Linked DNA regions of Homo sapiens: region 1 is linked to region 2. The links are chromatin loops, found by intact Hi-C in ENCODE. Cell type or tissue: endothelial cell of umbilical vein. All regions are shown on one strand. Links, peaks and the distances in the headings refer to the core of each region. The heading gives the core; the rest is flanking DNA. Region 1 overlaps CREB1 (cAMP responsive element binding protein 1). Region 2 overlaps METTL21A (methyltransferase 21A, HSPA lysine).

Region 1 (10,370 bases), core at 914-8,913, 68 kb after region 2:
TTGGCTTCATAATACCTCCTATAAGGGTATTTCCCCCCATAAGAAGGAAGAAACAGCAATTGTAAGCTACTTCTAAAAGTGATTACTAGTGGTAGGACAAAATCAGCCCGTTTCAAGCCCAAAATTTTTTAGAGATGAGGTCTTGCTCTGTTGCCCAGACTGGAGTGCAGTAGCATGTTCTCACAGTTCATCTCAATCTCAACCTCAAACTCCTGGGCTCAAGTGATCCTCCCGCCTCAGCCTCTGGAGTAGCTGAGAATACACGTGCATTGCACCATACCAGGTAATTTCAAGAGCCCAAGTTGTGGAATTTCAAGGTAGAAAGGTGGAATAAATGGCCACAGAGCCAAATTAGAGGTGCCAAACACTGAAAAAGCATTCTGATACCTCACCCCATGTATAGCATGCAACACTATACTGTACACATACATCCACACACAGAGAAATCTTTTATTTATATATTTTAATTGTAAAATTCTGGGTAAGACAAAAATTGATCTTACATTTGGACTCTGCTTTGCTAAGCACTTAGTATATTTGTAGGGTAATGTAACACTGGATGGCAGCAAAAGTGGAGTGGAGAGCAATTCCTACCAGCAGTAGCTACTGTAAATCAAGGTTAGAGAAATCTCTGGTAACTGGGGAAGCAATCCTGTCTAAAGGATTCAGGAAAATAGGCAATGTTTCTAGTGCCTATTATAATTCAGTGCCTCACATATTATGTGTCAAAACAAATTTGTTAATAGTGAGGGACTACCTTTAGTGATTCCACAAACAACACAAAAAGCCCATGACTTTTCCAGAATATATTTCATTTATTTTATAACTCTGAAATTGGTCATCAAAACTGTCACTGATCCTTGTGATCATTACACTCCATCACAATGTATTACATACTAATACATCTTGCTATCACTCATAAGGTTCTATAAAAAGAAAGTGTTTTACAAGTGACAGTTCAAAAAATGGAAATGAAAATAACTCTGTAGAAATGAATATAGTTTGGAAATACCAAAATCCACAAAACACAGATGACAAGGAAAAAGATCAACAGACTTGACTACATTATTTAAAATATTCATAAAGCCACAAGTGCACTGACCATATAATCGATAGTAATATCCAGAGATGTAGCTCAACAGTATTCACTGTAAAATTTTTTAAATCATAGCAAAAAAACCCCTGAAAACAATTATCCATCATTAAGAGAACCATTACAAAATTGTAACCATGAAAAAAAATTAATATATTGACACATTGTAAAATAGAGCCCCATTTATTTTTTTAAAAAAGTAAAACAAATTGTTGTAAAGGTTTATGCATGCAAAAGGTGTGCAAGATTAAACACTAAACTATAAGCAGTAGCTCTGAACAGAGAAACAGAATTTTGTAGAACTGTACAGAATGACTTTCACCTTTAACTCTTCACATATTTCAGTATTTTAATATTGACTTAAGTATCTTTCTTCCCATGAGAATGGATTCAGGATTACTTGGATAATTAAAACAAATTTTAATATCAGAAGACATATATAACACTTTAATAAGCCAAAACTATACTTTAATCATGATTTTGAGATGCATACAAAGTTTTTTAAACACCAGATACTTTTTTATATGAAATTACCATTTTTGTTTACATTTTGCCTATTCACCCTGTATTTCTAAATTATAAGAAAACTTAAAAATTATCAAATAACTCTGGTTATTATCAAATAATCAAATTATCAAATAATAACTGATTAATTCACTGAGTTATATTTTGCAAACTGTGGTCTTTTAAACTCAAAATAAGAAAGACATCAAATGTAACAAACAACAACAACAAAAGTTTACCTGGGCCCGGCGCGATGGCTCACGCCTGTAATCCCAGCACTTTAGGAGGCCAAAGCGGGTGGATCGCCTGAGGTCAGGAGTTCAAGACCAGCCTGGTCAACATGGTGAAACCTCATCTCTACTAAAAACATAAAAACTAGCCGGGTGTGGCAGTGGGCACCTGTAATCCCAGATACTCGGGAGGCTGAGGCAGGAGAATTGCTTGAACCCAGGAGACAGAAGTTGCAGTGAGCCAACATGGTGCCACTGCACTCCAGCCTCGGTGTCAGAGTGACACTCCATCTCAAAAAAAAAAAAAAAAAAAAAAAAGTCTACCTGTAAGTTATCCGTAATTTTCATCTTGAAGAAAATGGCATATAAAAACAAAAAACTAGTTTCAATAACAATAAAATAAAATAAACAAATGAATACACTCAATGACAGTAATGAGTCAAAGTATTAAGAGCAGACATTCACAGCCGGGCGCGGTGGCTCATGCCTGTAATCCCAGCACTTGGGGAGGCCGAGGCGGGTGGATCACCTGAGATCAGGAGTTCGAGATCAGCTTGGCCAACACGGTGAAACCCGGTCTCTACTAAAAATACAAAAAATTAGCTGGGCGTGGTGGCAGGTGCCTGTAATCCCAGCTACTTGGGATATTTGGGAGGCTGAGGCAGGAGAATTGCTTGAACCCGGGAGGCGGAGGTTGTAGTAAGCCGAGATCGCGCCACTGCACTGCAGCCTGGGTGACAGAGCAAGACTGTCTTACCAAAAAAAAAAAAAAAAGACATTCACAATTTTTTCTTCATTTTCTCCCCCTGTAAACCATCATTTTATCTAGAATAAAGATAAATACAAATGTATCATACCTCCTTTGTAGACAGGGTATACACAACCATTTTTGAAAGACTTTATTCCAAGCCACATTTTTAAAGCTATGCTGTCATCTGGTATGCGTAGTTTTACCCTACCATTTGATTAAACACAATCTAATGCACAGATTGACCATTTCTTTCATTTTTATTTACAACACATTGAGACTACTTAATCTTTTTTGACATTTAAGGTATAGAACACCATTACAACTTTTTGTTTTAGAAAATATTACTCCATTACAATAAAGGAACAAAGCCATTAGTGAATCCAAGTAAATTTTAGTTACAAAGACATACTCAAAATGTTTTTCATCCTCTTCCCTCCACAACTCGATATTTCTTTTTAAAACAAAGTGTGTATAGGAGCCCCATTTAAACAACTGGTGTTTTATTATCATTTCATTCAAGCAGCCTACCAATCCTTTTTAGGGTAGAGGATAGCCTTCTTAATTTTTTTTTTTTTTTTTTTTTTTTTGAGACGGAGTTTCGCTCTTGTTGCCCAGGCTGGAGTGCAATGGCTCGATCTCGGCTCACTGCAACCTCCGCCTCCCAGGTTCAAGCAATCCTCTTGCCTCAGCCTCCTGAGTAGCTGGGACTACAGGCACCCGCCACCATGCCAGCTAATTTTTTATATTTTTAGTAGAGATGGGGCTTCACTGTGTCAGCCAGGATGGTCTCGATCTCCTGACCTCCTGATCCGCCCACCTCAGCCTCCCAAAGTGCTGGGATTGCAGGTGTTGAGTCACTGTGCCCAGCCGAAAAATGTCTTCTAAGTTTAAATCCTCTGATCCTAGGAGCTGAGACCATAATTACATGGCCACGTAATAAAATAACATTTATGGTAAAGGAAGTATTTCCTTTTACTATATACTAATACATATAACAAAGAACGACCCATTGAGTAAGAGGTCACCTAGCCTCTTGATCCTAGGCAAATAGAGATATTCCCATCCATCTGTATAACCATGAGACTGTAATACAACCTGAGATTATTAGCATTTTTTAAAAAAACTACAAGTCATACTATTACCCAATGAAGGCTCTTAGTGGAGATTGTCTTTTATCTATTATGTTGCTCTGGTCATAACTGTCGTTAGAGTTATTAAACAGTTAATTAACAGTCCCTTTGCTTAACTTGTAAAGTTTTTCCTTTCCATCCTAGCCTCACGAAATTTATCTGATTAGATTTCCCAATAGTAAAGGGCTGTAACACTTTCACACCCCTTTCCACAGTAAAAACAGTAGTAATTAAAAAGTTTAAAATGTAGTTTAGGTAAACATCTCAGCAAAGTGTCAAATGAGTGCTTCCTCAGCATTTAAAAGAAGAGACTATGTTCAGCAATAGTCAGGAGAATGAGAGAATTCCAAAGAGGCATTAATGATGAATACAGTATTGATAAGTTTTGGAAGAACTTTTTCTATAAGAAAAATGGTATCAGCAAAGGGTTGAACTATAGCCCTGTATGGAAATGAGCAAGTAGTGGCTGATAAGAGACTTTGCATAGAAAACAAGGAAAAAAGGTAAACGATAATAGCCACTCAGAATAAAGCAATGAACAGAATAAAAATTTTAAAAACTCTGCTTGTATGTAGCTTACATTCTAGTAAACAAGTAAAACACGTAAGTCAGATGATGGGAAGCGTGTAGAAAAATAAAGCTGGGAAGAAGGTTGGAGGTTCTCAGTACAAGGCTGACCATCTAACTCTTACTAATAAAGTAGCATTTAAATTCATCTACTCAAGACCTGCACAGAACTATACTGAATCAGGGACAAATTCTGGCACCACTGTTTCCTTACCTGACTACCTATAGCAAGTTAACAAAAATCTTCATCAAATTACAAATTAAAGCTCATAATAGAAAGCAAGCGCATATTACCACTTTTTCTTTCAATCATTAGGCAAAAGGAAAGAATACATACTTTCGCCTTAAAATATTTTGACCTTTAGGAAGTGTCCCAGTCCTTATAATCGTCAACATTCTAGTTCAAGTTTATGAAAAATAAACCCATCTTCCCCACAACCTAGTAAACTTTTAAAACTCCTAAATCTAGGGCAATTTTGATCCCATCTAGGATCAGAGATAATATTCAAAGAAATGAGTTGTGAATTTTGACTCTAAAGAAATAATACATTCATAACTAATGGAACACATGCTATGGTTTAAAAAAAAAAAAAAAAAAAGAATGACCTCAACTAGAAATGAGAAAAACACATTTCCCTGCACACTAACAAGTGGGCAACTCCTCCTGAATTCTCAGCAATCAAAAATTCCAGGGATTTAAGGAAATCACATGGCAGAACTCCAAAGTCTCCAGGGTAACCACAGCAAAACACATATTTGGGCACATGATTTTCAAACTAAATGACTATTTTGTTGTCACAGTCAGATATGTTAACTAAAAATACTCTGCATAAATATATCTATAAGTACCTACATGTGATACATAATTATGTCTACACAGTTATGTTGTGCCTGTATTTAGTTTTTAGGGTAACTGTTTGAAAGCCTTGCTAATACATTCTTTTCTCTCTTTTTTTTTTTTTTGAGATGGAGTCTCGCTCTTTCGCCCAGGCTGGAGTGTGGTGGCACAATCTCAGCTCACTGCAACCCCCGCCCCTTGGGTTCAAGCAGTTCTCCTGCCTCAGCCTCCCGAGTAGCTGGGACTACAGGTGTGTGCCAATTTTTTTGTATTTTTAGTAGAGATGGGGTTTCACCATGTTAGCCAGGATGGTCTCGATCTCCTGACCTTGTGATCTGCCCACCTCGGCTCCCAAAGTGTTGGGACTACAGGTGTGAGCTCGTCTAATTTTTTTGTGTTTCATCGTGTTAGCCAGGACGGTCTCGATTTCCTGACCTTGTGATCTGCCTGCTTTGGGCTCCTAAAGTGTTGGGACTACAGGCGTGAGCCACTGCACCCCAGCCAAAGCCTTGCTGATACATTCTTACATCCTTCAAATGTCTTAATTTTCTAAAGTGTTATAATGTTCAGGTGCTACACGATAGATTTTAGCTTTCCAAGAATCAATAACTAGGGTGCACTGTCTACTGTTTTCCCCTACTTTTTTTCCTGCACCTTTTTTTTTTAAGCGGGGGAGGGTTAACCTTAAAATACTTGTCATTTATCTTTACCATATGTCCAACCTGGCAGAACTGAGCTGTTATCTAATCAATACTGGAAACTTAGCAATGCTCCAGGTTTCTGATGCTAATAATAGTCTATTGGTGTTAAATATAGCACACTTTCATTGAAACCAGACAGGCAAAAAAGCATATTCAAATGTCATATGCATATACATGTATGTATATATGTACACACACTCCTCAACATAGATCAACCTCAACTGAATAAACTTTAGATTAGACTGATCACACTGTAACAAAGGTTATAAATATTTTAAGGGAACAAGTCAGAGCAGACAATGTGATAAATGAAAATAAATTGGTATCTTTATCAAGCTGAGTTTTCCCTGTGCTCCTACCAAGGTCTTTCTGCTTTTAACAGAGAACAAATCCTTATTTCAGCCTCCAATCTAGATATTACAAAGCAAGAAAAGTTATACATGAAGTTAACTCTGTGATCTGAATTTGATAAGATTTAAATTACTTATATGACAAAAATAAAAGCAAGCTTGAAAATTTGTTTACTTTTATAAACTGTATTAATAGTAAATACCAAAATAACCCAACCACCACCATAGTCATCAAAAACAGGGCAATAAATAGCAAAAAGGAATCTTTTTGGGGGGGAGCGGGGGAGGCAGGCGGGGACAGAGTTTTGCTCATTGCCCAGGCTGGAGTGCAATGGAGTGATCTCGGCTCACTGCAACATCTGCCTCCCCGGTTCAAGTGATTCTCCTGCCTCAGCCTCTCAAGTAGCTGGGATTACAGATGTGCACCACCACACCTGGCTAATTTTTGTATTTTTAGTAGAGACAGGGTTTCACCATGTTGGCCACGCTGGTCTCAAACTCCTGACCTTAGGTGATCTACCCGCATCAGCCTCCCAAAGTGCTGGGATTACAGGTGTGAGCCACCGGGCCTGGCCCCAGGAATCTTTTCAATATTATTTAAGAAAACAAATTCCCTGATTTATTTATTGGATTTAGCTCAGAGAAACTGTTTAAGTTCAATATTTTGTATTTTATCATTGCAGTTTTGTAATTACCAGGGTATTTGAATGCCATCCTTGATAAATAAATTTGTTTTTAAAAAATGTAGCATATTCTATGACAAAGATATTGTTCTTGAAGGAAGTATTTAACAGAAGTGTGTTAGAAATAATGCCAGCCAGATGCAGTGGCTCACACCTGTAATCCCTGCGCTTTGGGAGGCCTAGGCGGGCAGATTACTTGAGGCAGTTTGCGATCTGCCTGGCCAACATTGTGAAACCCCGTCTCTACTAAAAATACAAAAATTAGCTGGGCGTGGTGGTGTGCACCTGTAATCCCAGCTACTCAGGAGGCTGAAGCACAAGAATGCTGTACCCGGGAGGTGGGGGTTGTAGTGAGTCGAGATTGCACCACTGCACTCCTTCCTGGGTGACACGGTGAATGAGACTCCATCTCAATTTAAAAAAAAAAAAATCATCTGATATATAGAAACATATTGCATGGTTTGACAGCCATCTCAGAATATGTGACTAACTCTATAGCGCCTTTCAACAAGAAAGCTGTAGTGCTTTCTTAAAGTTTTTTGTTTGTTTGTTTGAAATTAAGTATTTGCAAAGTTTACTTGCCTTGTTTTCCTTCAGGTAAGACTATACTCATGAATTTGAAACAAGTCTTCATGTATGTGACCACCAAGAGACAGTGTTGCTTAGCAAAGCAGCAGCCACGACTATGCAATATTTTAGATAATATTTTTATCTCATCTCTTTCCATTCCCCTTTCATTCCAAACACCCACTTAATGGGTGTTTCACAGCTTTTTACACTTTGAACACTTGGAAGAATTGATCTCACAGAAACCTCTATACATGAAGTGTTACTAAATGGCTATTTGGAGCTCATTTTTTTAAGAAAAAAAGGATCACATACTTCCTACATACAGTTACTTTGACAAAAACAATTTTTATGTTGACTAAAGAATGAAGCTGTCTTCAAATGTTAGTTCTGCTTCGTAAACTAGCTCAATGCTGAAACTGTAAGTACCCAAAAGTTACTATGCCCCGAAGTTAAATATGTATAGCCTACTTACATTTACTTAAGAAAATCAAAGTGATTACGTCAAAATCACTACATCCAAATGGGAGATGAATGTCCAAGTGTTTTTTAAATAAGTTTATGAAGTAACATCTGTTATTTTGAACTAAATTTTGAAATGTTATTCTTGGTGAATTATTTACAAATTGGACATGGAAGAGTGAAAATTCAGTTTTCTTGAGGTGAGACAGCACATGTTATGGGAGGAGTCATAATACAGGAATTCTGGTGTTAGCTAACTTCACAGATGGAGAACAAAAGATGTCAAGAGATTTGTAAGGAATGTTCAAGACTTCAGGGTTATAACAGCCTCCAATATTACAAAAAATGAGGAGTTCTCTGTAATATTTGGGAATGGAACTATGTGGACTATTATGCAATATGCTAATTACTTTTATTACATTTTGCTTACTAGTCAAACAGCAAAGGAAAAAGCCCAAGAACTCAAAGGTACCAAGGATATACTGGACTACATTTAAAAACTGACCATGGTTAATCTTTAAAACTGACAAATGGCATGCAGGCAACAGTACATACTTTATGTACAGGCTTTGATTTGTTTTTGTTGTTTTTTGTTTTTTTTTTGATATAGGGTCTCACTGTCCCCCAAGCTGGAATGCAGTGAGTGGCATGATCTCAGCTCACTGCAACCTCCGCTTCCCAGGTTCAAGCGGTTCTCTTGCCTCAGTCTCCCAAGTAGCTGGGATTACAGGCACCCGCCACCACAGCCAGCTAATTTTTTTATTTTTAGTAGAGATGGGGTTTCACAACGTTGGCCAGGCTGGTCTCAAACTCCTGACCTCAGGTGATCCGCCCACCTCAGCCTCTCAAAGTGTTGGGATTACCAGCATGAGCCACTGCGCCCAGCCTATTGTTGTTGTTTCTTTTTTAATCTTACGGTTCACTCTTGGTGTTGCACATTCTACAGATAAATGCGTAATGATATGTGTCCACCATTACAGTATCATACAGTGTGTTTTGCTTTATGTACGGTTTTGATAAAAGACTTGCTTCAAGTTCGGGCATCTTCATCTTTAATCTTGAAAGAATCAACATCAAGTCCATCCTTCTGTGTAGATGTACTGTTTTTCACCAACCTGGTGGTGATTTCTGGTAAGGTCATTTTGATTACTACAATCTCACGCTATTTCTCATGTCTCAGAGGCTGGAAGTACTGTCATAGTAAAGTATCAGAGTTAATAAAAACTCAAAGTAGAAAATCTTCCTTTTAAGCTTTGGACAATGAATCTAATTTCCTCAGTTAAAGAAAAATATGTTTGGCCAGGTGCGGTGGCTCATGCCTGTAATCCCAAGACTTTGGGAGGCCAAGGCGGGCAGATCACCTGAGGTCGGGAGTTCAAGACCAGCCTGGCCAACATGGAGAAACCTTGTCTCTACTAAAAAAATACAAAATTAGCCAGGCGTGGTGGCGCACGCCTGTAATCCCAGCTACTCGGGAGGCTGAGGCAGGAGAATCGCTTGAACCTAGGAGGCAGAGGTTGCAGTGAGCCGAGATTGCGCCATTGCACTCTAGCCTGGGCAGAAAGAGCGAAACTCCATCTCACAAAAAAAAAAAAAAAAAGTTCACTTCCTTTAATCTGTACAACTCTAAAGAGAAATTGTTCTTAACCTTTACCTTTCAAATTTATGACCCTTTAATAGAGAATCACTCATTAAACAAATATTCTGCGCCTACTACGTAGTAACGACTACAGCATTTTCAGCAGAACTGAAAATTACTACATAGTAGTAGTCCCATACTATGGGACTATAGCATAAAACATATAAGAACCTTTCTCTGGAATTAGGCCAGGCGGAGTGGCTCACGTCTGTAATCCCAGCACTTTGGGAGGCCAAGGCGGGTGGATCACTTGAGGTGAGAAGTTCGTGACCAGCTGGCCAACATAGTGAAACCTCATCTCTACTAAAAATACAAAAATTAGCCGGGCATGGTGGCACATGACTGGAGTCCCAGCTACTCAGGAGGCTGAGGCAGGAGAATCACTTGAACCCAGGAGACAGAGGTTGCAGTGAGCCGAGATCATGCCACTGCACTCCAGTCTGGGCAACAGAGTGAGACTGTCTCGAACAAAACAAAACAAAAATAAAAGAACCTTTCTCTGGAATGCTTCTACATTGTTGGTGGTGTTAGTTCAACCATTGTGGAAGACAGTGTGGCAATACCTCAAAAACCTAGAGGCAGAAATACCATTTGACCCAGCAATCCCCTTACTGGATATATACCCAAAGGAATATAAATCATTCTATTATAACAATACATGCACGCATATGTTAACTGCAGCACTATTCACAATAGCGAAGACATGCAATCAACCTAAATGCCCATCAATGACAGACTAAAGAAAATGTGGTACATACACACCATGAAATACTATGCAGCCATAAAGAACAAGATCATGTCCTTTGCATGAACATAGATGGAGCTGGAGGCCTTTATCCTCAGCAAACTAATACA
Region 2 (10,370 bases), core at 1,257-9,256:
AAAAATCTCAATATATTCTAATGTAGTAATACCACTTCTAGGAATCCAGTCCAGGTAACTACATGGAAGTTACTCTGGTAATAATAAAGATATAGGCCTGGTGTGGTGGCTCACACCTGTAATCCCAGCAGTTTGGGAGGCCGAGGTGGGCAGATCACTTGAAGTCAAGAGTTCGAAACCAGCCTAGCCAACATGGCGAAACTCCATCTCTACTGAAAATACAAAAATTAGCCGTGGTGGCGCACACCTGTAGTCCTAGCTACTCGGAAGGCTGAGGCAGGAGAATCGCTTGAACCTGGGAGGCAGAGGTTGCAGGGAGCTGGGATTGCACCACTGCACTACATCCTGGGTGACAGAGTGAGACTACATCTCAAAAAAAAAAAAAAGATAAATAATAACGAGGAATGGGAAGACTCGTAAATGCTCACCAAGAAGAGGAATTGCCAATTATACTCACAGTATGCGGCTGTGAGAAATAAATTATAGTAACAAGTTATGTTAGCTTTATACACTTCTTTCTGTAGGGTCATAAACAAATGTTGAAACCACACATCAAGTATCCAAAACTTTGGCCAAAACTTACCTTCTGATGCCCAAAACGTATGGTGAGGGCCCCTGTGGGGCGATGACCATCAGTGACGCAGTTCAGAGACCCTTGGGCAATGTGTTGCTTTTTCCCTATGGGTGAAGTTGTGGCTTTGCTGACCTGAGTTTGGTTTAGGAACTGGGCATTCCCTTAAACAAAATCATAGAAATTGTTCATGTCAGTTCTTGCAGAATAGTTGTGTAAACTTCAAGCATAAAAGTGCTGTGACACAGTAAAAAGTTAAGCTTTCCAGGCTGGGTGTGATAGCTCACGCCTATAATCCTAGCACTTTGGGAAGCTGACGCAGGAGCTCAGGAGTTCAAGACCAGCTTGGCCAACATGGCAAAACCCCATCTCTACCAAAAAAACTACAAAAATTAGCTGGGTGTGGTGGTGCACGCCTGTGTCCCAGTTACTGGGGGTGCTGAGGTGGGAGAATCGCTTGAGCTTGGGAGGTGGAGGTTGCAGTGAGCTGAGATTGTGCCACTGCACTCCAGCCTGGGTGACAGATGGACTGAGACTCCATCTCAAAAAAAAAAAAAAAAAAAAATTAAGCTTTCCAGATCCAGCAGGACCCCATTTAGTGTGGGCATCATCTCTGGGCACTGCTGTGGGACCCTGTGCTTGCTCTAAGGGGGAGGTTACCTTGCTGCACCAGCTAAGTTCCTGTGTGTGTTGTTAAGCTGGGAATTGAACCTCGAAGTGGGAGAGGGGTGGGTGTAGCTGACCTGAAACCCTGCAGCTACTCAAGCACATGTTGACCTTAATCGTCATCACACTGTGTTTTCATTCAGGCCATCGTTCTTTCCACATACCTGGAGATGGGAGCTGTGGAGCTCAGGGGCCGCTCTGCCGTGGAGCTGGGTGCTGGCACGGGGCTGGTGGGCATAGTGGCTGCCCTGCTGGGTGAGTGTCATGCATTGACTCCTTAGTGAGCAGAACTCATTGAGAGGTGCATTTGCTGTTTTCTTAGCGCAAAACCCTTCGTGGGTTTTCCCCTTACTGGGTTATTATCTTTTGCTTATACTTATGAGTTGTGGGCCAACTGCTGGGGTTCTTAACTCCAGTGAGGCTAACGGGCTAATTTCTCTCTCTCTAATTTCTGTCTCTCTCTCTCACACACACACACACTCTGTTATTTATACTTCCCATGGGAGATTGCTCTGCCCCCTTCAATTCTGTGATGCCAATAATACGATCTTAAAGTGAGTTGATTCAAGGAGAATAATCTTACCCATGTATAGAGTTTTTTTCACATTCAGGGGCTTTCTTTCCCATACACTATCTGATTTAACCCTGTGAGGGAGATAGAGCAGATAGTCTTTTCTTCATTGCTGAGGAAACTTTGCTGGTTTTTCTCTTGTAGGGAGGGCTAGCCCCCACTATAGTTTGTACTGACTTCTTATTTTTAAAATTGTATGAACAGTATACAGTTCTGACTTGATATCAAAGTTTGTCATTTTAAAATTTGGTATACACACATTAATTGAGGCTTGGAGCTAGAGCATTTTTAGGCTTCATTGTTATTTTTATTATTGACTATTGACTCATTTCTATAACTTCTGACATATATAGTTCAAGCTATCTAATCATAAGGGTAGACCAGCTTTCAAGATACAATGTATAATGTTTATCACTTCCATATTGTCACCTGGTGCTCTTGTTAAAATGCAGATTCTGATTTGGCAGGGCTGGACCAGGGCCTGGGAACCTGCATTTCTAACAAGCAGTAGAAATGTCAGTAGTGATGCCGACACTGCTGGTTCTCAGACTACACTTGGGTAGGAAGGATCCAGGATTCCAGAGTATTCTAAACCCATCGCATTGTCTACAGATATTTGAGGACCAGCTAAAGCCCCTCTTTTGTCCTGCCTGTTTTCCAGAAACCCAATACTTTTTCACTATTTCTTTTTCTGCTTAGCTGCTGCTTTCCAAAATTCGACAGGGAGCATGGGCAGGGGTGGTGGTTGAAAGTCTGTGTAAATTGACAGAGGTTTCCGTCCGTCTTCAACCACAGCACTTAAGTCATCGATGAAGCCCTTGCTGGTACACTGCCTTTTATTCTTTTCAGGTGAGCCTTAGAACATTCCCGTGTATGTTAGGTATTATTTTTAATTTTCATTTTTCAAACAAAGCTGGGATTCTGGGAGATGAAGCTACTTTCTGAAGTCCTGATCACTGGAGATCTGGGACTCAAAACCAGGCTTGTTAGACACAGTTAGTTGTTTTATTTTATTTTATTTTATTTTATTTTATTTATTTATTTTTTGAGATGGAGTCTCACTCTGTTGCCCAGGCTGGAGTGCAGTGGCATGATCTCGGCTCACTGCAACCTCCGCCTCCCGGGTTCAAGCAATTCTCCTGCCTTAGTTTCCCTAGTAGCTGGGACTACAGGCATGTGCCACCACGCCCAGCTAATTTTTTATTTTTGGTAGAGATGGGGTTTTACCATGTTGGCCAGGCTGGTCTCGAACTCCTGACCTCAGGTGATCTGCCCACCTTGGCCTCCCAAAGTGCTGGGATTACAGGAGTGAGCCACCGTGCCTGGCCTGTTTTATTTTTTTCTGTAACACCAACTTCTCTCTCTGCTGATATAAGAGTTACTATAAGGGGAAATGAGGTTTCTTCTGTTTCCTCCTGAGAACCAGGGCTTCATGCAAAACTTTCTTGGCTGGTGTATAGACATGTTAGTGTAGCAAAGTGCATAGGCTTAGTTATACTTGGTTTTGACATTTCTTTTCATTCTTACTAGTCGTGTGACCTTGGGCAAGTTGCTTAACCTTTAAACATTGATTACCCCATCTGTACATTGTGCATAATAGTAATATTTACTCCACAGTGAGGAACCAATGAGATTGCGTGTATAACATCTGCTGGCTCACTGAGTGACACAAAGGAAGTGCTCCACGAGTGTTGATTACTCTCTGAGTAACTGCTTTTTCTGATCTAGCAATCTGGTTCTCTGGGGTTGGGAAAGTCAGAATAAGATATTTCAGATACCACCAGAGTTACCATTAGCATTTTGGTATGTTTTGTTTCTCTCCATCTGTATTTTTAATCATAGTTGTAATTATGATTATATATATGTAAATATATATGTCTGCGTATGTGTGTTTTGTGTATCCGTATACACACACCTATACAAATGATGTTTTCACATTATGTCATAAGCATTTCTCTGCTACTGTATGATTTTCATACTCACTATTTGTAGTCACTACAAAGTGTTAGGTTGGAGAAGTTTTGCTGTTGGAGCCTGAGGGTAAGAAAATGTTAGTCTCTTCAAAATAGAATCAGTGAGTACTAGAATAGGTAGTGATTTTGAAATGTCAGGAAGAGATTAATTATTATTCTTTTTAAAGTATATTCTCTTTTTGTAACCTTAGTCATTTATTCCTGAATTTGGGGAGAACCCACCAGAAGCCTGGCGGTCCACTGTGGATGGGGCAATAAACAGGCTGGCAGGTGTCTCCGGAAGCTTACGTTCTGAGTTTAGTGGGTAGAGGTAAAGAAAGAAGATTAAAAAAAAAAAAAAAAAGCGGTGCTATGTAGATATTAATATAGGGTGATGAGACTTTCCTGTTAAAAACCAGCTGCTAATTCCTGAGTAGTTCCTGTGTTCTGAGGACTGTGCATTACACCCTTTCATTCTCACAGTCACCCTGCATGGTAAGTAGGCCTTACCTACTTATAGCGCCCTTCCAGTGGTGAAAGGGAGGCTTCTTGGAGGGTAAGTAACTTGCCTGAGGTCACAAAGCTAATGGATTGTGCTTAGAATTTGAATCCAATCTGACTCTCAAATCCTCGTTCTTAGTTTGAAAATCTCCCTGGTCTTATGGTACTTGGAACTGTAGCAGTCCCCCCTCACCTGTGATCACTTTCCCTGGCTTCAGTTACCCACTGTCAGCCTTGGTCTGAAAACAGGTGACTAGAGTATGATAAGATATTTTTTAGAGAGAGAGAGAGACCACATTCACATACCTTTTGTTGTTGTTGTTGTTTTTGAGATGGAGTCTCACTCTGTCACCCAGGCTGGAGTGCAGTGGTGCGATCTCGGCTCACTTCAATCTCTGCCCCCGCCTCCGGGTTCTAGCGATTCTCCTGCCTCAGCCCATTGAGTAGCTGGGATTACAGGCACCTGCCTCTGCACCAGGCTAATTTTTTTTTGTATTTTTAATAGAGATGGGGTTTCACCATTTTGGCCAGGCTGGTCTTGAACTCCTGACCTTGTGATCCACCCATAACTTTTATTATGGTATATTGTTATAATTATCTTGTTTTATTATTTATTGTTTATCTCTTACTGTGTATAATGTAGAAATTAAACTTTACCATAGGTATATACATATTGGAAAAAGCATCTTATATACAGGGTTTGTTACTATCTGTGGTTTCAGGCATCCACTGGGGGTCTTGGAACATATCCCTTGCAGATAAGAGGGAACTGCTGTATCCATAGAATAAAAACACCCCATCTTGAAGATAGGAGGATTCTGTAAATTGGGATGGGGTCAGGGAATCTGAATTTTAAAAGTTTCCCATGTGATTTGATGCCCAGCCAAGGCTGGGGACCACTGTCTTGAAATATAATGCTGAGGAAGATACTGTCTTTGATTTTCCTGTAATTCGAGTGCAAATCTCAGCTGAACTTATGGCTTGTGTGTTTAACTGAAAGCTGGATATCTATACCTGGCTATTTCCCAGCACCTCAAATGGTATCTGTTTAAAGCCAAACTCTTTTCTTTCTAAACTTGTTCTTCCTCCTTTATTCTGAGTTGGCATCACCTTCTAAGTAGTCACCGCCCCCACCCAACTCCTTGACTCCCCGTCTACCTCCCCTACCCCTTGGAGTCCCACTGATTCCGTCTTTTAACTATTTCCTGGATCTGTCTCTCTCTGTCCACTCCCACTGCCTGGCTTGAGCTCTCATCATCTGTCACCTGCCTGCATGATCACATCACTCTTCCACCTGGCCTGTCTGCCTCTGTTTCGTCTTTTTAAACCTATTTTCTCAATAGCTGTCAGAGTGGCCCATCTGAAATGCAAAATTGATGGCATGACCTGTGCTTGAACACTTGTTTGCCTTCCCACTGCCTGCCTGCAGGCTAAATCCCAGGCGTCTTAGTAAGGCTTTGTTATCGCATCCTGCCTGACTCTTCAGCCTCACTTTTTCTCAGCAAGATTGGAGTGCATGAAGTTCCTGGGACACACATCCTGCTCTGGCCTGTCCCATCTGCCTTGGATGCCCTTTCTTCACACCTTTTCCTTGGTTCATGCCTCATCTTTTAAGCGTAAGCTCAGATTTCCCTTCCTTTGGGATTTTTTCTTTGACCTCTGCTCCTCTTGAAGAATTTCTCCTTTGTGACCTCATGATTTCCTGCGCACACTCATGTTTCTATTATTTTTCTTCCCACACTGCATCACAACTGTGTTTATGTGTCTCTCCCACATGAGACTTTTGAGCTGTGGGTAAGGACTTTCTTCCTCATCTTTGTATCTCTAGCACATAGTATGTGCTCGAATGTTTGCATAAATAAGGTGTTATAAAACTAAAACGAAAACTGATGACACATGTTTATACATTCTTTTCCCATTACTAATGGACAGCATACTGTGTTGTCCTATTGGGTCAGTCTCCACTAGTCTTTTCTGAACTAAATACTGTCTCACCCTCCTTACCCAGCATAAATCTCACAGGCAGTCATTTTATCACCATCTTCATGTACGGTTGACACCGACTCCCTGCCTTTCCTTGCTTCAAAACAAGCCAGGTTAACTGCAGCCTTCCACTGTCCCTGGTCTGTGCCTCTGTGGCTGAGTGGGGCTGAAGGAAATGCTGCTGCTGGATTTCACTCTATTTTTTCTTTTGAGATGGGAGTTTCGCTCTTGTCGCCCAGGCTGGAGTGCAGTAGGGCGATCTTCACTGCAACCTCTGCCTCCCGGGTTCAAGCGATTCTCCTGCCTCAGCCTCTTGAGTAGCTGGGATTACAGGCGCCTGCCACCACGCCTGGCTAATTTTTTGTAATTTTAGTAGAGACAGGGTTTCATCATGTTGGCCAGGCTGGTCTCGAACTCCTGACCTCAGGTGATCCACCCGCCTTGGCCTCCCAAAGTGCTGAGATTACAGGCGTGAGTCACCGCACCCAGCCGGATATTCTGTTTTTTTAAAAAACGTCTTACTGCCTATCTCTCACTTGAATGTAAGTTGTATGAGGGGAGAGGTTTCTGTTCCATGGCTGATGGTAGTCATTCAGATATGTGTGGAATTACAGGGGGTGGTCAACTGACATTAAGATCCTATTCAGACTTCTGGAATACCTACCAGGTTAGAAGTAGCCTTTGAAATGCCTGGGACAGGCATTAGAGAAGGCCTTTATCTATGAGCTGGTAAAATGAATACTGAGGTGATGTGCAGATGACTCAGTCACTCCAATATTGCCTGCAGAGTGCTCTGTGTACTGTTAAGAAATTCAGAGATACAGTTCTAACTCAAACCTTGGAAAAGGCTGTCTGCATTTTTTTTTTTTTAAAAGAGATAGGGTCTCGCTCTGTTGCCCAGGCTGGAGTGCAGTGGCATGACCATGGCTCATTGCTCACATGACAAAATACCAAAAATAGGGAAAGCCTGTATCGTGAGGTTAAAATTTTAAAAAAGAATAATAGGGCTGAGTACAGTAGCTCACGCCTGTAATCCCAGCACTTTGGGAGGCCAAGACGGGTGGATTGCTTGAGCCCAGGGGTTGGAGGCCAGCCTGGACAACATGGCAAAACCCTCTCTGTATGTTTGGGAAAAAAAAAACAATCATAGAAGAGAGACATTGGCTATTAAGAAATCCCAGTCCACCTCTCCTTAGGCTGTTATGAAGCAGCCAATCTATATGTGTTTATGTAATACATATATAATCACTGAAAAATTACTGAATTGTATGACAGTAATGTAAGTGAAAATACTTGTTCTTTAAGTGGTAAGTTAAAGTTGTTCTTTTCTTTTCTTTTCTTTTCTTTTTTTTTTTTTTTTAGACGGAGTCTCACTCTGTTGCCAGGCTGGAGTGCAGTGGTATGATCTCGGCTCACTGCAACCTCCACCTCCTAGGTTCAAGCAATTTTCCTGCCTCAGCCTCCTGAGTAGCTGGGACTACAGGCACGCGCCACCATGCCCAGCTAATTTTTGTAGTTTTAGTAGAGACGGGGTTTCACCATGTTGGCCAGGATAGTCTCGATCTCTTGACCTTATGATCCACCTGCCTCGGCCTCCCAAAGTGCTGGGATTACAGGCGTGAGCCACCACGCCTGGCCTAAAGTTGTTCTTTTAAGTGCAGCCTTGACCTCCTGGGCTCCAGTGATCCTCCCACCTCAGCCTCCTGAATAGTGCCACCACGCCTGGCTAATTTTTTTATTTTTTTGTGGAGATGGGATCTCTCTATGTTGTCAGGGCTGGTCTTGAACTTCTGGGCTCAAGTGATGCTCCTGCCTCGACCTCCCAAAGTGCTTGGATTACAGGTTGAGCTACTCGGCCTGGCTGTCTGCAATTTTTATTTTCAGAAAAGATGAAAACTGTCATTGAAATCTATCCATTGGGCAACACACTGTCTAGCAACGAATGGTCAAAGTGGTAGGTTCAGGCTTGTAAAATCTAACAACTTGAGCATTTTCATCAGTATCTCATAGTAGGACTGTAAATGTCAAATTGAATTACTGCCCTAACTTATGTGTCAAGATAAGAAACACTGAGTATCAGCTGCCACTGAAATAGTGCTTATTGCAACTAGTCTGGAATCCTGTGGGAAGATTACCTATGAAGATTACAAACTGAAGAAGGATGCAAATGGAAAGAATTTTATGAAAGATTGAAACATAATTTTAAATTTCAGAATTTCTGGGGTCAGAAGTAAAGAGTACTACACATATTATATCTTTCCTACAACGTAGATGAGGTGGATCCGACCTGACCTTATGTGCTTGCTCCACCTTAAGGTCTTCTCTTACCCACATTGGTTCAAAAAAAAGGATCTTTTTGTCAACAACCCATAAGAAACAGTTTAGTTTTTCTACACTGTGTGTAGAAACTTAGCATTAAGAACAAGCATTTTAACCTACATTAATAAAATTAAGTAATTTTTAAGCTTACAATTTTTCAAGAAATACGTAAAACATGTAAGTTGGCTGCTTCATAACAGCCTAAGGAGAAGTGGACTGGGATTTCTTAGTAGCCAATTTATTTCTTCCATGATTCTTTTTTAAACTGTAACCTTACAAAACAGCCTTTCTCTGTTTTTGGTATCTTGTCATCTTTGCAATAATAGTCTGCTCCCAGATATTTTTTTTTTTTTTGAGACTGGGTGTTGCTCTGTTGCCCAGGCACAATAACAGTTCACTGCAGCCTCGATCTCCCATACTCACATGATATCCCACCTCCGCCTCCTGAGTAGTTAAGACCACAGGTGTGCACTGTGCTTAATTAAAAAAAATTATTTGTAGAGATGGAGTCTCCCTGTGTTACCCAGGCTGGTCTTGAACTCCTGGGCTCAAGGGCTTCTCCCACCTCAGCCTCCCTAAGTGCTGGGATTACAGGCATGAGCCACTGTACCTGGCCTGCTCCCAGATATTTCATTCTTGGATTCCATTTTAGCCTGCGGCCAACTGACTTAAAGATAATGACCCAATGAATAAAGTATGGGCCAGCTCTGTTGGCAGAATTCAGAAGCATCAGCCGTGTCACTGGTTAATTCTACTTTTTTTTGAGATGGAGTTTTGCTCTTGTCACCCAGGCTGGAGTGCAGTGGCGAGATCTCAGCTCACTGCAACCTCTGCCTCCCAGGTTTAAGTGATTCCCCTGCCTCAGCCTCCCGAGTAGCTGGGATTACAGGTGCCCGCCACCATGCCTGGCTAATTTTGTATTTTTAGTTGGCCATGTTGGCCAGGCTGGTCTCCAACTCCTGACCTCAGGTGATCCACCCGCTTTGGCCTCCCAAAGTGCTGGGATTAAAGGCATGAGCCACCACACCCAGCCAATTCTGCAATTTATAGGCACAATTTTAGCAAATAGCAGGTATGTCATAGAGGCAAATCAAGAGTCACTTCTACCAGTAGTTAATGCAAAAGGAGCTGTGAGTCATTTTTCTATTGCAGCTGTCCATGAAAGGTGTGATTGATATTATGCATATCAGATGCAATATTTAAGAGACACTCTACATTTAACTTGACCCCCTCTCTACCTAACAGAATTGTACTGATGTACACATCACTTTTTCTTTGTTCCACATTGTAGGTGCTCATGTGACTATCACGGATCGAAAAGTAGCATTAGAATTTCTTAAATCAAACGTTCAAGCCAACTTACCTCCTCATATCCAAACTAAAACTGTTGTTAAGGAGCTGACTTGGGGACAAAATTTGGGGAGTTTTTCTCCTGGAGAATTTGACCTGATACTTGGTGCTGATATCATATATTTAGAAGAAACATTCACAGATCTTCTTCAGACACTGGAACATCTCTGTAGCAATCACTCTGTGATTCTTTTAGCATGCCGAATTCGCTATGAACGGGATAACAACTTCTTAGCAATGCTGGAGAGGCAATTTACTGTGAGAAAGGTTCACTACGATCCTGAAAAAGATGTACATATTTACGAAGCACAGAAGAGAAACCAGAAGGAGGACTTATAATTGGCTATAATTTATAAGAATGTTGTCATTGAGTGTGTCACTTAAGGTCTTAGACTGCAAATCTAACCATATTTAATGAAATGTCTTACTGTACAAAAAGTCTAAGCCAAAGGTTCTC

The links. Peaks named below come from ENCODE experiments on the same cell type or tissue, not always from the same donor. Only the 100,000 strongest peaks of a DNase experiment are listed, where the experiment ranks them.
Region 1: it touches region 2 in a loop (5-fold over the local background); 3 of 110 quality-filtered maps call a loop at or near these places.

Annotation. Positions count from the first base shown.
Region 1 is chr2:207,544,838-207,555,207 of GRCh38, reverse strand. The region is part of intron 1 of CREB1 (cAMP responsive element binding protein 1); the gene reads right to left. Among named protein-coding and RNA genes, the nearest start is that of CREB1, 20 kb to the right of the region's middle. In endothelial cell of umbilical vein, for the core only: no CTCF peak of the experiment used is centred there; a DNase peak (open chromatin) is centred at 4,977; H3K27ac peaks cover 1,673 bases.
Region 2 is chr2:207,612,928-207,623,297 of GRCh38, reverse strand. It overlaps METTL21A (methyltransferase 21A, HSPA lysine), which reads left to right. Exons shown (of 4, transcript NM_001127395.5): 3 at 1,381-1,492; 4 at 9,855-10,370. The coding sequence ends at 10,252. Among named protein-coding and RNA genes, the nearest start is that of METTL21A, 7.3 kb to the left of the region's middle. RefSeq lists an enhancer at 3,396-3,485. In endothelial cell of umbilical vein, for the core only: no CTCF peak of the experiment used is centred there; a DNase peak (open chromatin) is centred at 5,847; H3K27ac peaks cover 2,066 bases.